Linked DNA regions of Homo sapiens: regions 2, 3 and 4 are each linked to region 1. A link is a contact called in ENCODE Hi-C data. All regions are on one chromosome and are shown on one strand. The core of a region is the stretch at or near the end of the contact, and the rest is flanking DNA. Distances in the headings are between cores, read along the strand shown. Region 1 holds the start of ZNF641 (zinc finger protein 641). Region 2 holds the start of CACNB3 (calcium voltage-gated channel auxiliary subunit beta 3). Region 3 holds the start of VDR (vitamin D receptor). Region 4 holds the start of COL2A1 (collagen type II alpha 1 chain).

Region 1 (3,703 bases), core at 591-3,090:
TGGAGAAGAAGGCTGATGAATGATGCTACTAATGAATAAAAACAGAGGTCCCTTCTATCTCTATATAGGTCAAACAGAAAAAAATGGGTCTTGATTGCAAGAGAAGAGATTTAGGTTATTTTTTTTTAATTCTTAATAATCCTGCAGTGTACAATACCAGATAGTGGGCTCTTCTTTTTCTTTAGACAACTTAAGAGCAGGATGGGTCACACTTCTGTTGTGATAGGGCTTTATGGCAGAGAAATAATCTGAGACTCAGAATCTCTTTCTGTTTGGCAACATATTTTGGGTATTCTTATTCAATATCCAAACAGTCAGAGTCAGTGAAAGGCTTCCAAGAGCAGTCAGAAACTTGGTAACTATCCTGGCTTACTTACATCCTTTCAATAACACTTGCAAGAACCTTGAAGGCCAGGGTAGGTAATCACAGATGTCAAGTCGTCTATTTTCTTGCCTATTTGTCTTTGACAAAAGAGGTAGGTGGGAACCCTAAGCCCAATGCACAGGAAAAACAAATTCCCTTTTTATCTCAGAAGTCCAAAGATGGCTCAGGGCCTCATGGGAGCACCCTGGACTGATTCCCAGCCTAGGAGGTTTCCTTTTCAGAGACTTTTCATGAGAAAGGAAAATTCTTGCTAAAGCAATAAAGGGAAACTTCCATTTTAGCTCTCTTCTCTGAATTCCAGCTCTGTATCCACTTTTAACACACAGGGCACTAATTCTCCCTCTTCGTCCCATCTTTCTGGTTCTCTAGCTCCTGTGCAAATCCTCCCTGAAGGCTTTACCTCTAGCTACATATCTGGACACTTGTCTCAAACCCTTTCTCCATCTCCCCCAGGTAGCAGAGTCTCTTAATGGGAAGCCTCTTTGTGCAGAGCCCATTGGGCCAGCTGTAAGTTTTTCTATACCACTGACAGAAATCCGTGGAAGTGCTAGCAAAAATCTCAGCAAAGGATGGGATGGGTACCTGTCCTCAGCTTGCATTTCCTAAGATATTCACGCAGAGCCAGCACCTGGGCGGTTAAGGTGGTAGCCCTAACCTCGTTTCTCCTGGTTCCAGGATGATCCCATGCCCACTGCAGTGTGGGTTCTAGGGCTTTCATTTCCCCCTTTTCTTCACACATATGGGTAGCAAGGGACCTGCAAAAGGAAGTTTCTGCAGCCAGTGCTGATGAACAGAAAAGGGGCCATGTTATAAAAATGAGTAGCCCAAGGGCACACGGACGAGTTGGCTCCGTCCATCAGAGAACCCTGGCCCCTGCCACGGGTAGGGCATGGGCGGGACGGGAGCCTGCTCAGGGGTAAGGTTGCTTCTTCCCTTCTTCTTGTCACAGTGCCCCTGGAAAGGGTCAGATTTCAGAGAATCCGAGCAAGGCAGAACTGGAGCAGGGGAAGTGAGGTCAGAAAACAGGTTTCCCATGAGCTGGGGCATGAGCAAGTGAAGAGAAAGGGAGCCACGGGGTAACCTGTGCGCGAGTGACAGCGGCGGGAGCCCGCAGGGCCTGACAGTTGCGATGGGCACGGGGAGACAGGGCGAGAGGCGGGCACAGAATGTCAGCGGGGCAGACCCCCGGGAAAGGCAGCAACCCGGAAGACGCGCCGATCCTCCTCCCAGCCCCTATGGGTGACCGAGCCCCCACCAGCCGCCCCGGGAAGCCAGGCGTCCCTCCCTCCAGCCGCAGCTCCCTCCGGCCCGGCTCCACTCACCCCCGGTAGGCTTGGCCCGCGGCCCGGTGCCTCCCTCCCGGGCGCCGCCTGCCCCTCCCCTCCGCCCTCCGCTTGCGTCTGGGAGCCGGCGGCCGGCGGAGCCAGCGACAGGCGGAGACGGCGGCCCGGCAGGCGCGGGCGGGGCGGGGCGGGCACAGGAAATCCCCGCCCGCTTCCGGGGCTCTGCGGCGGCGGAGGTGCGGGGAGTGGGAGGGAGAGGAGTGGGAGGGAGAGGAGTGGGAGGGAGGGAGGGAGGGAGGGACGGGAGGGGGCGGGGCTGCGGCTCAGGCGCCCCCAAACGCGAACCCGGGACCTCCGCGCCCGCCGCTGTGGGGAGGGTGCGGCCCGAGACGCTTGGAGGGCGGCGGGCGCCGGAATCGCAGCCTGCTGTGGCCACTTGCCCGCACTCTTGCCTGACTGACCATTTTCCGCTCTGGCTACTGGGCCTCCCACGGAGTTCTGTCCTCAGGGTTCGTCAATTACCTGGAATTGCGTAACCGCCCGTTACAGGCCAGACCGAGGCCGAGAGCGATTTCTCCAGACAACAGTCTGGAATTCCTCAAGGAGCGTACCCTCTAGTTTTCACGATAGGATAAAGGGCTTGAGAGAGCACTGAGGAGGAGTCACTTATTCTGCCTGAGGGGAAGTCAGGTTGCTATCTGAAGTTGGCCTTGCGGCTGCTGTCCCATTTGCGGGAGCCGTAGCCGCAGGTGACACCTGAGCTCTCGAAATGTGGCTGGTCTGAATAGAGATGTGTTCCAAGATTTAGAAGATTTAATTTAAAAAGTGATATTTTGGGTATATTGGGTTAAATATATTAAAATTAATTTCACCTGGTTTTAACTTTTTAAATGTGGCTATAAATATGGCTTGCATTATATTTCTATTGGATAGTGCTACCTTGCAGCATTAAGATGGATTTGACTAGAAAAGATGAGAAGGGCCTACAAACAGTGAGTAAACCCATTGCTGTTAGAATCTGTTTATAACCTACAAGTCACATTCACATTCCTTATTTCATCATTACAACAATTTTCAAAAATTTTATTTAGTAGACTTAAAAAATAATTGACTCACTTAAGGTCATATGTGACAATCATTCGTTTAATGCATATTTATTTTCTACGTGTGCCAGACACTGTAACTAAATGCTGGGAGTTAAAGGATTCACAGTCTGGGGAAGCACATGTCAACAAATATTTGCAATAAAAACGTAGATTCTAAAACAGAGGAACGTACGCTGCACTTGAAGCAAAGAGAAGTGACCACGTATGGGACGGAGGTCAGAGAAGGCCCCCCACTCTGACAGAAATCGTGAGGCAGAGAAGAGTCAGGAGGGCTGTCTAATGAAAGAGGAAAATGCAGTAGACACGCAGTTGGGAAGAGTATAGAGCATATTCTAGGAGCAGATCATGGGATATGTCGGGGTAGTAGTAGAGCCAGAATTTTTATCCCGGGTCCTGGAACTAAGTCCAGGGGTTCTTTTCACTTATGCTACCACTGGTGGTAAATATAAGGTGCGTTAATTGGAGTAGGCTAGCAAAACCAGTATCTCGGGGCTTAACTCCATAAAGGCTTATGTTCATACAAGTCACAGTGTGGTAACAAGTTGGTTGGGGCCAGAGGGTGGGGTCTGTACTTCTTGAATTCATTGAAGGACCAGGCTTCTTGCATTTGGTGGTTCTCCCATGCCGAGGCCTTGGTAATGTAGTCAAATCTGTGGCCCTCAGATAAGGGAGGCTGGCCGTGGTTAACTTGTCAGAGATATTAGGGGCCAGTCCTGGAAGTGGTGTGTATCATTTTCACCCCATTCCCTTAGCCAGAACTCATGCGCATGGTCACATGGCCCTACCCAGAAGGGTGGCTGGGAAGTAAAGAATGTGTGCCTCATGGAAAAGGAAATGGGCGCTGCTGGACACAGCATTGCCTCGTCACACAGAGTTAAATTGAACATAACCAAGTACGTAAACCTGACTTTACCTGAAAAGAATGTTTG
Region 2 (3,703 bases), core at 367-2,866, 470 kb after region 1:
TCCCAGGAGAAGAGCACCTTGAGGGTCTTACTCTTTGACACCTCTCCAGGCCCCTGAAAGAAGGAATTGAAGAGAAAGGATGAAAGAGGGGGATACAAGGAATACTGCGTAACTGGGTGAGGGCACAAAAGTGGGCAGTGTCTGGGAACTTCCAATACAGAAGAATCCAGTATATGACCAAACCCCAGTTGGTGCTGGACTCAGGAGAGGAGACAGTCCCTTCAGCCACAGGGGCTGCAACAAAGTTGTTTGTCAAACCCAGCATGAGGAAGGTGCTGGGCAGGGCTGCTCTGGGCCACCCACAGTAGACAGACTAAAGATGTCAGTCTGAAGATGCAGCTCTTCTTTGTCTTGCCAAGATAACACCGATAAGTGACCCAGGTGGGAAGCCACTTGGTTTGGGTGGGCTTTCTCTCTCCCATGCACAGTGCTTTCTACCATAGATCTTACTAAGCCATGTCAGAGTTTTGGATTTCTGATTCTCCTCAAGCCAAGGAGGGATGAGCAGATTGCTGAACTCCCGGGTGTGAGAAATTGGGAAGGAAAAGGACTGAGCTCAGGGCCAAGAGCATGGGCACCAGGAGGCCTCCAAGTGTAACCCCTGTCTACGCACATCCTCCTCGTGGGGCACAAAGGTAGGCAGTCAAAAATCAAAGAAGGAATTTTGCTCAGGAGATGAAAAAAGGAAAGAGCTCAAATGGGTGGATCTTTGGGGAAAGTTTCCTCAAGATAAGGGCTGCGGCTCTCTTACCCCAAATCTCAATGCTCCTGTAAAGGAGACTGAGTGGTGCAGAGTGGTACAAGCCCTTCTGCTAAGGGGAGAATCTGGCCTTACCCTAGTGACTCCGAGGAGACTGGCCCTTTCCTCTCCCAACCCGAGTGTAGCCAGGATCCCACCCACAACTATCCCCCTACCTCCACCCTCTGGCTTCTTTCCCCTTCCCTTTAGGCTCACCTAAAACAGCCCCTTTCTGCCCCAGTTCCCACGGATGCCTTGGCACTGTCTGGCACAATCCTTGGCAGGGAAGTGGGGAAGGGAACCCCCATCCTGGCAGGACTAAGACAAAATCTATCCGTGCAACAGGTGTGGGGAGGCCTACCCAGCTCACGGAAAGTTCCCCCCTTCTCAAGGGTTGGGCAACACCGCCTTTGCCGCAGCGTCCCCGTACTGAGGGGGCCGGGCACCTGTTGGGGCAGGAGCTGCCGTCCTGTCATTAGCCTGGGGGCACCAAGCCCATTCCTCCCCGGGACCACTGCGGGGTTTGCTTTCGGAGCCTCCGGGACGCACGGGCCCAGACCCGCCCTGCTGTCGCCTGGGACCCCTCCCCCGTCTGCCGCTCGTTCCCGCGCCTCTTCTGTCTCCCACGGTCTCCCCATTTTCCTGTCCTCTCCGTCCTCCCTCTGCCTCTCTCTCTCCGGTTTCCTCGACACCTGCGCCCTCTCCAGTCTCCGCCCGGGTCGCGTCTCCCTCGCGGTCTCAGCGCCCCCTCCCTCCCCCGCCGCAGCCCTTTGTTTCCCGGCGGAGTAGTTCCTGGGTTGCCGAGCGTCTCTGTCTCCGCATCTCTCCTCGCCCCGCCTCCTCCCTGCCTGGATCCGCCCTGCCCGCAGCCTCTCCTCCCCTTCCTCCCCGCCGCCACGGCCCCGTAGGTGCTCGGGGACCCACCTTCCACCTAGCACGGGTTCGTTCCCCTCTCCCGGCCTGGCCCGGGCTCCCCGGTGGCCGCCGCCCCCTCGCCGCCCCCGCCTTCTCCCGGGGAGGGGGTCAGGTGGGCGGGCACTATTGTTGTAGGAGCCGGCGCCAGATTCCTCAGCCGCGCTCGGGGTGGGACCGGCTGGGTTTGGGGGGGTGGGGTGGGGGGAGCGGTGATCTGAGCTCCGAGCAGCTGGTCTTCGCGGCTCGCTCCCTCCTTCGCGCTCTCTCGCTCCCTGCCGCCGCCCGCAGGGCTGCGGGGCTCGGTGGCATCTCCCGGGCGCGGCCCGCAGTCCTTGCCCCTGCCTCCGGGCCGCTCCCGCCCCCGGCGCCGCTCGCTCCCCCGACCCGGACTCCCCCATGTATGACGACTCCTACGTGCCCGGGTTTGAGGACTCGGAGGCGGTGAGTGCCCACGATGAGGGTGGGGGCGGGGAAGTTGGGGTGACACCTCCTCTCCCTTCAACCCTTTCCCCGGTTCAGGACTTTGAAAAACGCCTCAGTGGCAGGGCAGGGTTTGTAGGGGGGCGCTCTAAGAACGTGGGGAGATGGATTTTCATGCCAAGCGTTCCCCAGCGACCCAGACTCAGACCCTGGGGCATCGGGTGTGTGCAGAGAGGGGGCAGTATAGGGGAAGGGCTCAAGCAGGTGGCTCCACGGCCCAGGAAAGAGGGGTGGGAGAAGGCAGGGCTGGAGGCCGAGGGCACAGAGGCTCTGGAGAGGGAACACGCCATGTCTGGAGTTCCAAATTCTGGATTTCTGGGGTCTGAACACAACAGCTAGGAGAGCCGCCGAGGTGGTTGGGGAGGCAGACATTCTAGACCTCTTGTGCCTCAAGCAAACGACACATCAGGGAGCTGAGAGGACATCAGGGAGCCAGGGGCCAACCTCTTCAGACAGACGGATCCTAAAACTTGAGGAGCTCCATTATTCCCTTCCACCCCCTCCATCTCTGCGCATTGCCTCATCTCCTCACCCTTTCTCTAGCCCAGTTTCTCTCCCAGGCTGAAACCTGGGCGCCCAGCACATGGGTAGGCCAGGTGACTGAGCCCCATCTATTCCACAGCCCCCTGCTGAGGCTTCCTCTGCAGCGGGCATCCTGAGCTCTTGCCCAGCATGGAGGGCCTGGAGGTGAGGCCAGAGGAGCTGAGGGCCTGGGGATGGAGAGGAAGCGCTTTGCTCAGAGAAACAGGCAACCGATAAATATTTAATTCTCCTCTTTGCTTTTATCTCCTGACCCACTGAGACAAATCAGCTCATTAAGCAGTGATTCCCGGAGCTCAGACAGCAGGGAGAGTGCCTGGAAAGATGGGGCAAGAATGCGGAGCAGCTTCTCAGCCCCTTGGAGCTGACAACTTTCCCTCAAATGTCCTGTAAGAAGGCCTCCTTAGGAGTGGACCACTAGATGGCTTGGAAGGGGCCCCAATAGGTTGGAGCACCCCTGGGTCGGAAAGAGGAGTTCATGTTCAAGTCTTCTCCCATCACTTACTGCCAGGCCCAGGATAGATGAATGCTGATGTTCAGAATAGGCAACTGTCCTTTTCTGGGACTGGTCTCCTTCTGGGCCCAATTCTCCATGGGGCCTCTGGGGCTAATTACATTGCCGCTAGATCAGATCATTTTCAAGGCTCTGGTGGACACCTCTTTCTGACAGTTGAAGGGACAGCTGGTATAGCCCAGGGTGCCAAGGTGAGCTTGAAAACAAACCTCTCTGTGGGGCTGGATGGCCCTAGGAGGTTCTTCCCATCCCTGGTGAGAAGGCAAGGGCTATTGCAAGGAGCAGACTGACATGTGGATGGTGTTGGAGGGCAGCCTGCTGACCCATTGCTCCCTCCCATCTCTCTCTGGCTCTGATCACCCTCCCCCACTTCCCTTTCTCTTGCCTGGCTCCTTGCTCTCCCTGAGGCCCCCTCTGAAGCAGTAGGAGGGAGATCAGGCTCTAAATAAATCCAACGGCTCATCTCCCTCCTCTCCTTCCCCCGTGCCAGGCAAGAGAGGAGCTGCAGCCTGCCC
Region 3 (3,703 bases), core at 804-3,303, 450 kb before region 1:
TCTCGGAGCTTCCTCTGGGGCTTAGTTACAAAAGAGATCAGTTTTGAGGTCAAATAGGGGAAGAATACTGAGAAACCATAAACACAAACTATCAGGGCACCCCAAACAGCACCCGACCTTCCATAATGTTTATACAAACAAAGTCTGATGGCCTCTGCCGAAGAGGAGTAAAGGGTTGGGAAGGCTTTCTAACTCTCATTTTTTCCCCTCCTTTCTTACCCCATTTTCTAGTCCCTCCTTTAGCTTGGTAAGGGTCCAAGTCACAGCTGATCAAGACCAGCCAAACCCAAAGCCATGGGACCCAGCCAGAGCATAGACTGTGAATTCCCCAGCTTTTTGCAGTTTGAGTCAGCCCCACAGCTGGATTGGCCTCCCAGGACTCTTCTCAAATAGGTCCAGAGAGGCTGCTGAGTGGGGGCCACGGACTCTGCAGGGAGGGCTACTTCTGTTCAACGATCTCTAGCACCCAAAACAAAAGCCAGGGAGAAATGTGCAGTCTTACTACCTTCTGGTCTGGCTGCATGCCAGCCCTGAGACTGTTTCAGAAAGACTCACAGTTCCCTCCAGCACTTGGACAGGGAAGGGACGGCAGGTCTCTCAACACACAACACTCTTAGTCCATAGAATTGAGGCTCCAATGTTCAGATAACCCATTTCTACCTCAGCAAATCACCCTCACTCCCTAGCCTGAGTTAAAGCCTTCTTTGCCAACACCATGACTTCTCTGGCCCCAGACTTTCCTAATTTCTTTTGCTCACCCCCTTCACTAGCAGAGATGGGCTGCTAATGAGACCACTAGGCAGAAATGGAAGGAAGGGCTGGAAAAGCCTGCAGTGCTGGGATGCACCTCCTTATCCCAGGAGAAAGATGAGATGTAGATTTATCATAAAGCCACTATCCCTTCACGGTCACCTCCTGCTAGAATCATCTCATAGCCATTCCATAAGCACTGCTGTGTTGGGTATCTGAGCCCCTGCCCATGAGGAAGACCACCTTCCAGCAGGGAGCTGGAGCAGAGCTGAACTCTGCCCAGGAGAGCTTCTGCAATGCTCAGAAAATGCCTGCCCAACTGCTTGCCTGGGCTCTGGCCCCTTTGGCTGCAACTGAGCCCAGACAGGAGGCTGACTCACTCACCGCACGCATAGAGGAGGAGGAGGAACAAGAGGAGGAGGAGGAGGAGGAGGAGAAGGAGGAGGAACTGTGAGAAGGGTCTGGGCTTGGAGACCTAAGGCTCCCCCAGCCCAGGCTAGGTCTCAGACTCTGGTCCCTGGGTGAAGAGAAGGAGGGGCAGTTGTACACTGGCCCTGGAGACCACAGGCTGTTCCCTCCTAGATACTTCTGAATCTTCCTCACCACCACCCACAGATCCAGGGCACCTCACTTTTCAAACAGAAACTACTCCTTGAGCCCCTTCCTCATTTAAATGCTTGCCCCTGAGTTCCTCTGAACATCTATTGACAGGCTGTCCTGAAAAAAAATAGGGCCAATTAGGTCTAAACTCATTGGTAGTTCAAAGAAAAGTAAAAAAAAAAAAAAAAAAAAAAAAATTACTTAAAAGACCCAACTCCACCATCACAGGTGACCATACCTGGGCCCTGTAAGACAATAAATAAGGTTACACACCCTCCACTCCAGCAGTTCTGAGCACCATCGACAGCCAATCGCTCCTTTTCTTATTCCTCCACTCCATGCCAAGGCGCCCCGACAGAAGAAGGAAACAAATACTTCTTGTTGCCCAAGTGCTAAGCACTGTGTTAGCGGAGCATTTCTCCTAAGCGCCGAGGATGTCGCTGCTCCCCTCGCCAGCCTGGCACGAACTTCAGCTTTCTCAAACCTCAGTGCCCCTTAGTGTCCCAGCCTCATGGCACGACAGCCCGGACCTCAGTAGCCAAGTTTACCGCTGAGACTTAGACTCTAATGCTCGCAGCCGGGCGCTCAGGCCCCGGTATCCCAGACGCCCCGACCCCGAGTCCCTATCCTGAGACCCCCTTTCCCGCTGCTCCCGGGTTCGCACCTGGTCCGGCCGGCGGGTGGACAAGCTGTTCCGCGCTCCCGGCGCACACGGCTCCGCTGCCGCCTTTTGACAAGCAGAGACAGCCCAGCACCTGGCCCCGCCTCTCGGTCAGGCCCCGCCCCGGCCCCGCCCCGCCCCTCCGCCCCGCCCACAGGTCCAGTCCTCTCTTGCCAGGAGCTCCGTTGGCGCTGCAACCATCTTGACTTGGAATCAACCACCCTATAGGCCACGCTGTAGCCTTAGATACTCTAACTCGTGAAATTTTCATCGACCGTCGTCCATAGGGCAAGGCACGCTTCTGCCCTCTGTGGGACAGAGTTGTCGATGATTATAGGTGCGGATACCCGCTTCAGCCTGTGTTAATCGGGGATGCAGCCCCCCACCCTTCCTGCCGTGGTTCTACCCAGCCTGCTGCGGACGCCTGAGCCAGGTGCGTCACCCCCACCTGGGCTGACCAGGCCAGGACTTCGTCGTCCGCGGGACGCTGGGGGGCGCCTGCCGACTGGCACCGGCGGCTAGCTCCGCACGAATGGGAAATCCCGGGCTCCGCTCGCCAACCTGTTACTGCTGCAGAACGCCAGGAAGCTCAGCCTGATCCCACAGATTAGGGTAAAATATCCCGGGGGGCCGAAGTGGAAACCGGAGTTGCGTCATTGCTCCCACCCGATATCACCTTGGCAGCGACCGCGGCTGACCACGTTCCCGGCCTGTCGCGAATCTCACCCAAGGGAGCTGAGTCTCAGCTTCCCTGGTCCCTGGTCCCGAGTTCCGCCTTCCCCCCCCGCCCCGTGGCATCGGCGTGAGGGGAAAAGATAAAGACTACCTCCTGAGACCTGGAATTGTGGATGGCTGCGGAAAACTCACCACAGGAAATTTTGGCTTAAAGTTATTCTCTGCTTCCCTTGACTGTGTGATAGGCACCGCTCTATCTGCTAGAGGACAGGTGAAAAAGATGGGGTTCCCTCTTCTTAGAACTCACTGTGCAGTGGGAGAATGTATAAATAAATAGTAATTACAACATAATCTTCTGGAATAGAAATGCTCACAAAATCATCCAGCAGTCGATGACCTCCTTTAGCCAGGGAAGATATTGCTATTCGCCTCTTACAGAGGAGGAAACCATGGCTCAGAGGGACAAGGTGAAAGGGTGGGAAATTGAGGCATAGAAAGTTTAAGTGATATGCCCAACATGACTCAGCTAATCAATGAAGGACTAGTGCTAGAGCCCAGCAAATCTGCTGGTGCAATGGTCTCTGAACCATTTCTGAGACAGCTATGCTGGACTACATCATAACCAGCCCCTCACAACTCAATAATAGGGTTAAAAGAAATAGACTGAGATTAAATAGAAGGAAGAACCTTCCAACAGTGAAGTTTGTTAAGCACTGCAACAGTTCATTATGGAGGTATCATGGCAACTTTCTGGGAAGACTTAAACAAAAGACAGAAGAGAGGCATAGCGTTTGATTGAACTTGGGAATGGACCATTTATTCTGAGAAACAGATGAAGTGCCCCTTTAGAGGTCCTGCCAGTCTGATGGATGGATTCTCTACCTGTAATGAAAGTAATAGGAAGGATCCCCTTGCCCAAAGCATCGTGGGAAAGCTAGCGGTGATTCTTGTGGGAAGAAAAGCATAAGAGGAAATTTCCAACCACCAATACCTTGGGACATTCTCTGCAAGTCCCAT
Region 4 (3,703 bases), core at 565-3,064, 350 kb before region 1:
ATTGCGCACTAAGGCAGGGGTCAGTCAAGAAGACAGCTTTGTGGGCGTGTGCTTGTAAATGTAGTACAAAAATATAGTCAGTCTGAGTCCAGGCCACGTATAGTCACGCTGTATTCCTCAAATGCCCAGGAGCGCGCCTCCAGCTTAGCGCACTACCGGGTGACCCGGCCAGAGTCTCCTGCTCCCGGCTCCTCGCAGCTGCGCCGCAGGCTCCAGCCCTGCCCCCGCTGCGCTAATGACCGGAAAGCCCGCCTGAGCCCGCCGCCTTCCACGCTATCCCTGGAAACAGCCTGGTGGCAGGAGAGGGCCCACAGAGCCTCGAAGGCAGAGAACTTTTATTCCCCCCGCCGAAGAGTTTCCCTCTGCGATTGATTTACAATCTGTAACATACAAAGACAGGGCTGGAATCCCAGCCGTCGGAAACGTGCCCAAACACGTGGAAAAAAAAATCCTCTCTACCTAATACACTTTCCAGGCTTCGTTTGTCCTGAATATAATCCCAGACAGTGGACCTTACCAAAGGAGGGGTAGAAAGGTGCAGTCCGAACAGCATTTGGACCCGACTACAAGAGCCATCTCTAACTATACCGGTTGAAATAGTTGTAGCAACCGTAGCAATCGACCAGCCTGCTCCCCTTCCCTGACACACACATACACACACACACACGCACACACACACACACCACGCAGCCTGGCTCGGTGAGTTCCAGAATTTAGAAAAGTAACTCATTGTAGTACCTCGGGGCGGCGGGGAATGGGGTAAGACCGCGGGGAAGGGGGCGCTATTTTCGGGGGCATTTGAAAAGCACGGTCTGGTTGGAATGTTATCGTCTTTCAGATGGCCTCTCCTACTGGAAGTTTCTGTACCCTTTATCAGAAGAGAGGCGCAGGCGGACGGAGGGAAGTCGAGATGAGCGCTAGGGCTGCACCTTGCTCCAGGGCCAGCTGGGAGGGGGAGGGTACCCTAAAGAGGCGCTGAGGTCTCAGAGGGCCTATCGGAAGCCGTTCTTTGTGGCCTGGGATTTCAGCCCACCAGTGTCAGAGTGTTAGTCCCCTTTGTCTAACTCTGCTTTGAGCCCACCAGCCACCAAGCCTTGGACAGGCTGTGAAGTCAACCCTTTGGCGTTTGCTTGCTCCCTCGCTCGCGCTCTCTCTTTCCTACTTCACCTAAGTTCGATGAGTTGAGATCTGTTTTTGCTGAACTCGAAGTGCTTCGAAGAGGCGAGCTGTGTGCATGTGCGCCTAATTATCAAAGCTGGTGGAAAAGAGCCCATTTATATCTGTGCGCAAACTTCTCCGAGCCAACACTTTGCAAGTTCAGTATTCTAGCGCAACGTAGGGACCTGCAAATACTTGCAACTGCGATGGGCACCGAGGACCCTGGGACAGAGTCCTTGATTGGCAGAACTCTTCTTGGTGAACTTCTGCGTGTCCTGTGCCTAAGTCGGCGCGCTACGACCCCGGGAGCCGTTTTAGCCCGGAGCCGCGGGCTCCAGAGCTGGAGCGGGCCGGGGAGAAGGATGCTGAGGGACGCATGGAAAGCAGGCAGGCAGGCAGGGGCGGGGGAAGACTTACGGACATCCTGGCCCTGACACCGAAGGACAGCGGCGACGAGCAGCGTCAGCAGCACCAGCGTCTGGGGAGCCCCGAGGCGAATCATGGCTCACCGCGGGGCCTGGCTGAGCCGGGCCCGGGCGGAGCGCAGCGAAACGGCAGGAGCACGGCGCGGGTCCGGGTCTCTACCGCGCCCTCATGCAGGAGGCCCTTGGAGCAGGAGGGGGAAGCGGGAGACCCGGCAGCCCAGCAGCGCTCTGCGTCTTCTCCCCGCCGCGGCGCCCGTTATATGCGCCCGGCCCCTTTCGAGGCTGGCGAACTCGCCCAAACCGCGGGCCGCCCCCTGCCCCCCGCTGGGCTGTAACCTGAACCGCCCGCCCCCGGAGCCCGCCTGGGCCCTGCCAGTGCCCGCACCTGCCCAAGCCGGACCCCCCTCTCTGGGAGTCACGCTTCCCGCCCTCCACCCCTAGTGCGCCGAGTGGCCTGATCGGGCGGGGCGCAGAGATGGCCCCTGCCCCCCAAACCCGGGGCTGCGGCGCTGCCCCCCTCTGACCACAGGCGGGAAGGGTGGCCTCCGGCCCCTCCCCTCGGAGTTCTGCCGGAGTTGGAGGGGAGGGGGTGTTTGCAGAGGCGCAGGCCGAGAGCCCTAGACCAAGGACGGAAAAGACATGGGAGGGAGGAGGGAAAGCGGTAGAAAGGAGCAGCGGAGGGCGAGGGGGCACCGCGTCAGGCGTTTGGGAGTGGGGACAGGGAGGAGCCCACAGAGATTCAGAGTCCTAAATCTTGGAGACAGGCTAGCTGAGCCAGATCTGAAGGGTTACCCCGACCTATCTTTTAGCCCTTCCCTGCAGTACCTGGTCCCCAGACTCCCACCTGGACGTTCACAGCGACTGCCCTCCACCCCTCCCCCATCCAGCTCTGCGTTGAAGGCTTCCTCTGGAGCACAGGCCGAAGTTGGCCTGAGCCGACAGCCAGGAAAAGAGCTGGTGTGTTACTGCACAGAAGGAGACCTGTGTGAAGGTGTGGGGGGCAGGGGCAGGCCCTGGGAAGGGGACTGAAAGAGCCACAGAGGACGGAGGGAGCCGAGACTAAACGGTGCAAGCTGCCTGCTGTGGGGGGACTGTCTAGCTCCAGGCTCAGACGTGGTGTCTGCTCTTCCTGGCTGGGGTCCGGGAGTCCCCCGGGGAGTGGGCACTGCCGGCCGTCGTAGAGCAGCTTTGGCCAGGGACGGTTGGTCACTGCTGCGGCCCTGGCCAGGGATCGGGGAGGCCGATCCAGCTGGCGAGTTCTGTGAGCCGGGGAGAAGCGCCAGAATTTCCCAGTCGGCCCCCTAGCCCTCCGCTTGCCGCCTCACCTCACCTTCCCCGGTGAGCGCCCTCTCTCACCTTAGCCAAACTGCCTTCTTCCCAGGGCTTAGCTGGTCTCTTCTCTTGGTCTCCGGTGCCTCCTTTCATACCAGGGAGGAAACGTCCCCAAACAGACCTTCCTTTTGAGCGATATGGTCCCCCAAAGAACTATAGGCAAAATGAAACTCAGAATTTGGGGTCTGACTTAACCAGAACTTCTGCCCTCCTGGGCAGTTTTGTTTCTCTGGAGCTTTCCCCCTAGAAGCTGAGAGCACTTGAAAGAAGCTACTTCTGGGCCTTAGGCTTCCACCAGGGGTCCTGGGACCCCATCCCTAGCCTATCATGCTTTGACACTTGTCCTGGTAGAGGCTGGAGTTCCAAGTGCTCTGGTTGGAAAGGGAAAGAACTCATTGTTGAAGGAAATGCTTCTAGGCTTTGTCCAGTCTGGATGGAGATGGGGAAGAATTCAACCAGTTTCCAGCATCTCCCCTACCTTCCACGGGCCTTGTCTGAGTCTCCATGCTCCCATTCAGGGGCTTGCATTAAGCTCTGGGCTCTTCCTCAGGCCCAATCTCTGCTAGAAGAAAGCTGGTCTCTTGCCATCAGTGCCCCATGTCCTCTTTGGGGCTCAGAAGGTCCTATATTCTCTACCTGGAAGATAGAATGACCAAATTCCACACATTTATCAAGACCTCCTAGGTTAAAGCCCCTCTGAGAAGCCTTCTCTGATATCTCTAGAACACAACGTCTCCCTGGCTTTCTGAATCCCCCTGGCATTTATAGCCTAAGCTACATATGTTTTT

The links. A loop is a pair of places that touch in the nucleus more often than their neighbours do. Pooled maps may share reads with other maps.
Region 2: a map of gastrocnemius medialis shows a loop between it and region 1 (2.7-fold over the local background). The contact joins the promoter of CACNB3 here to the promoter of ZNF641 in region 1. A Hi-C loop is called at or near these places in 1 of 168 maps with a recorded cell type or tissue (gastrocnemius medialis), 1 of 37 single-sample maps with no recorded cell type and 5 of 50 pooled maps.
Region 3: a map of naive thymus-derived CD4-positive, alpha-beta T cell shows a loop between it and region 1 (2.8-fold over the local background). The contact joins the promoter of VDR here to the promoter of ZNF641 in region 1. A Hi-C loop is called at or near these places in 1 of 168 maps with a recorded cell type or tissue (naive thymus-derived CD4-positive, alpha-beta T cell), 1 of 37 single-sample maps with no recorded cell type and 8 of 50 pooled maps.
Region 4: a loop to region 1 is called in a pooled map, with 2.0 times the contacts of the local background. The contact joins the promoter of COL2A1 here to the promoter of ZNF641 in region 1. A Hi-C loop is called at or near these places in 1 of 37 single-sample maps with no recorded cell type and 7 of 50 pooled maps.

Annotation. Positions count from the first base shown.
Region 1 is chr12:48,349,079-48,352,781 of GRCh38, forward strand. ZNF641 (zinc finger protein 641) reads right to left here and starts at 1,841. Exons shown (of 6, transcript NM_001172681.2): 1 at 1,708-1,841. RefSeq lists enhancers at 1,352-1,421, 1,860-2,596 and silencers at 1,562-1,991, 2,272-2,351.
Region 2 is chr12:48,816,880-48,820,582 of GRCh38, forward strand. CACNB3 (calcium voltage-gated channel auxiliary subunit beta 3) reads left to right here and starts at 1,617. Exons shown (of 13, transcript NM_000725.4): 1 at 1,617-2,095. The coding sequence starts at 2,051. It overlaps LOC101927241 (a long non-coding RNA gene), which reads right to left and starts at 53. Exons shown (of 3, transcript XR_245978.4): 1 at 1-53. RefSeq lists a silencer at 1,415-1,884.
Region 3 is chr12:47,902,941-47,906,643 of GRCh38, forward strand. It overlaps VDR (vitamin D receptor), which reads right to left and starts at 2,054. Exons shown (of 10, transcript NM_000376.3): 1 at 2,015-2,054. RefSeq lists an enhancer at 464-663 and a silencer at 2,047-2,176.
Region 4 is chr12:48,002,662-48,006,364 of GRCh38, forward strand. It overlaps COL2A1 (collagen type II alpha 1 chain), which reads right to left and starts at 1,815. Exons shown (of 54, transcript NM_001844.5): 1 at 1,576-1,815. The coding sequence starts at 1,660.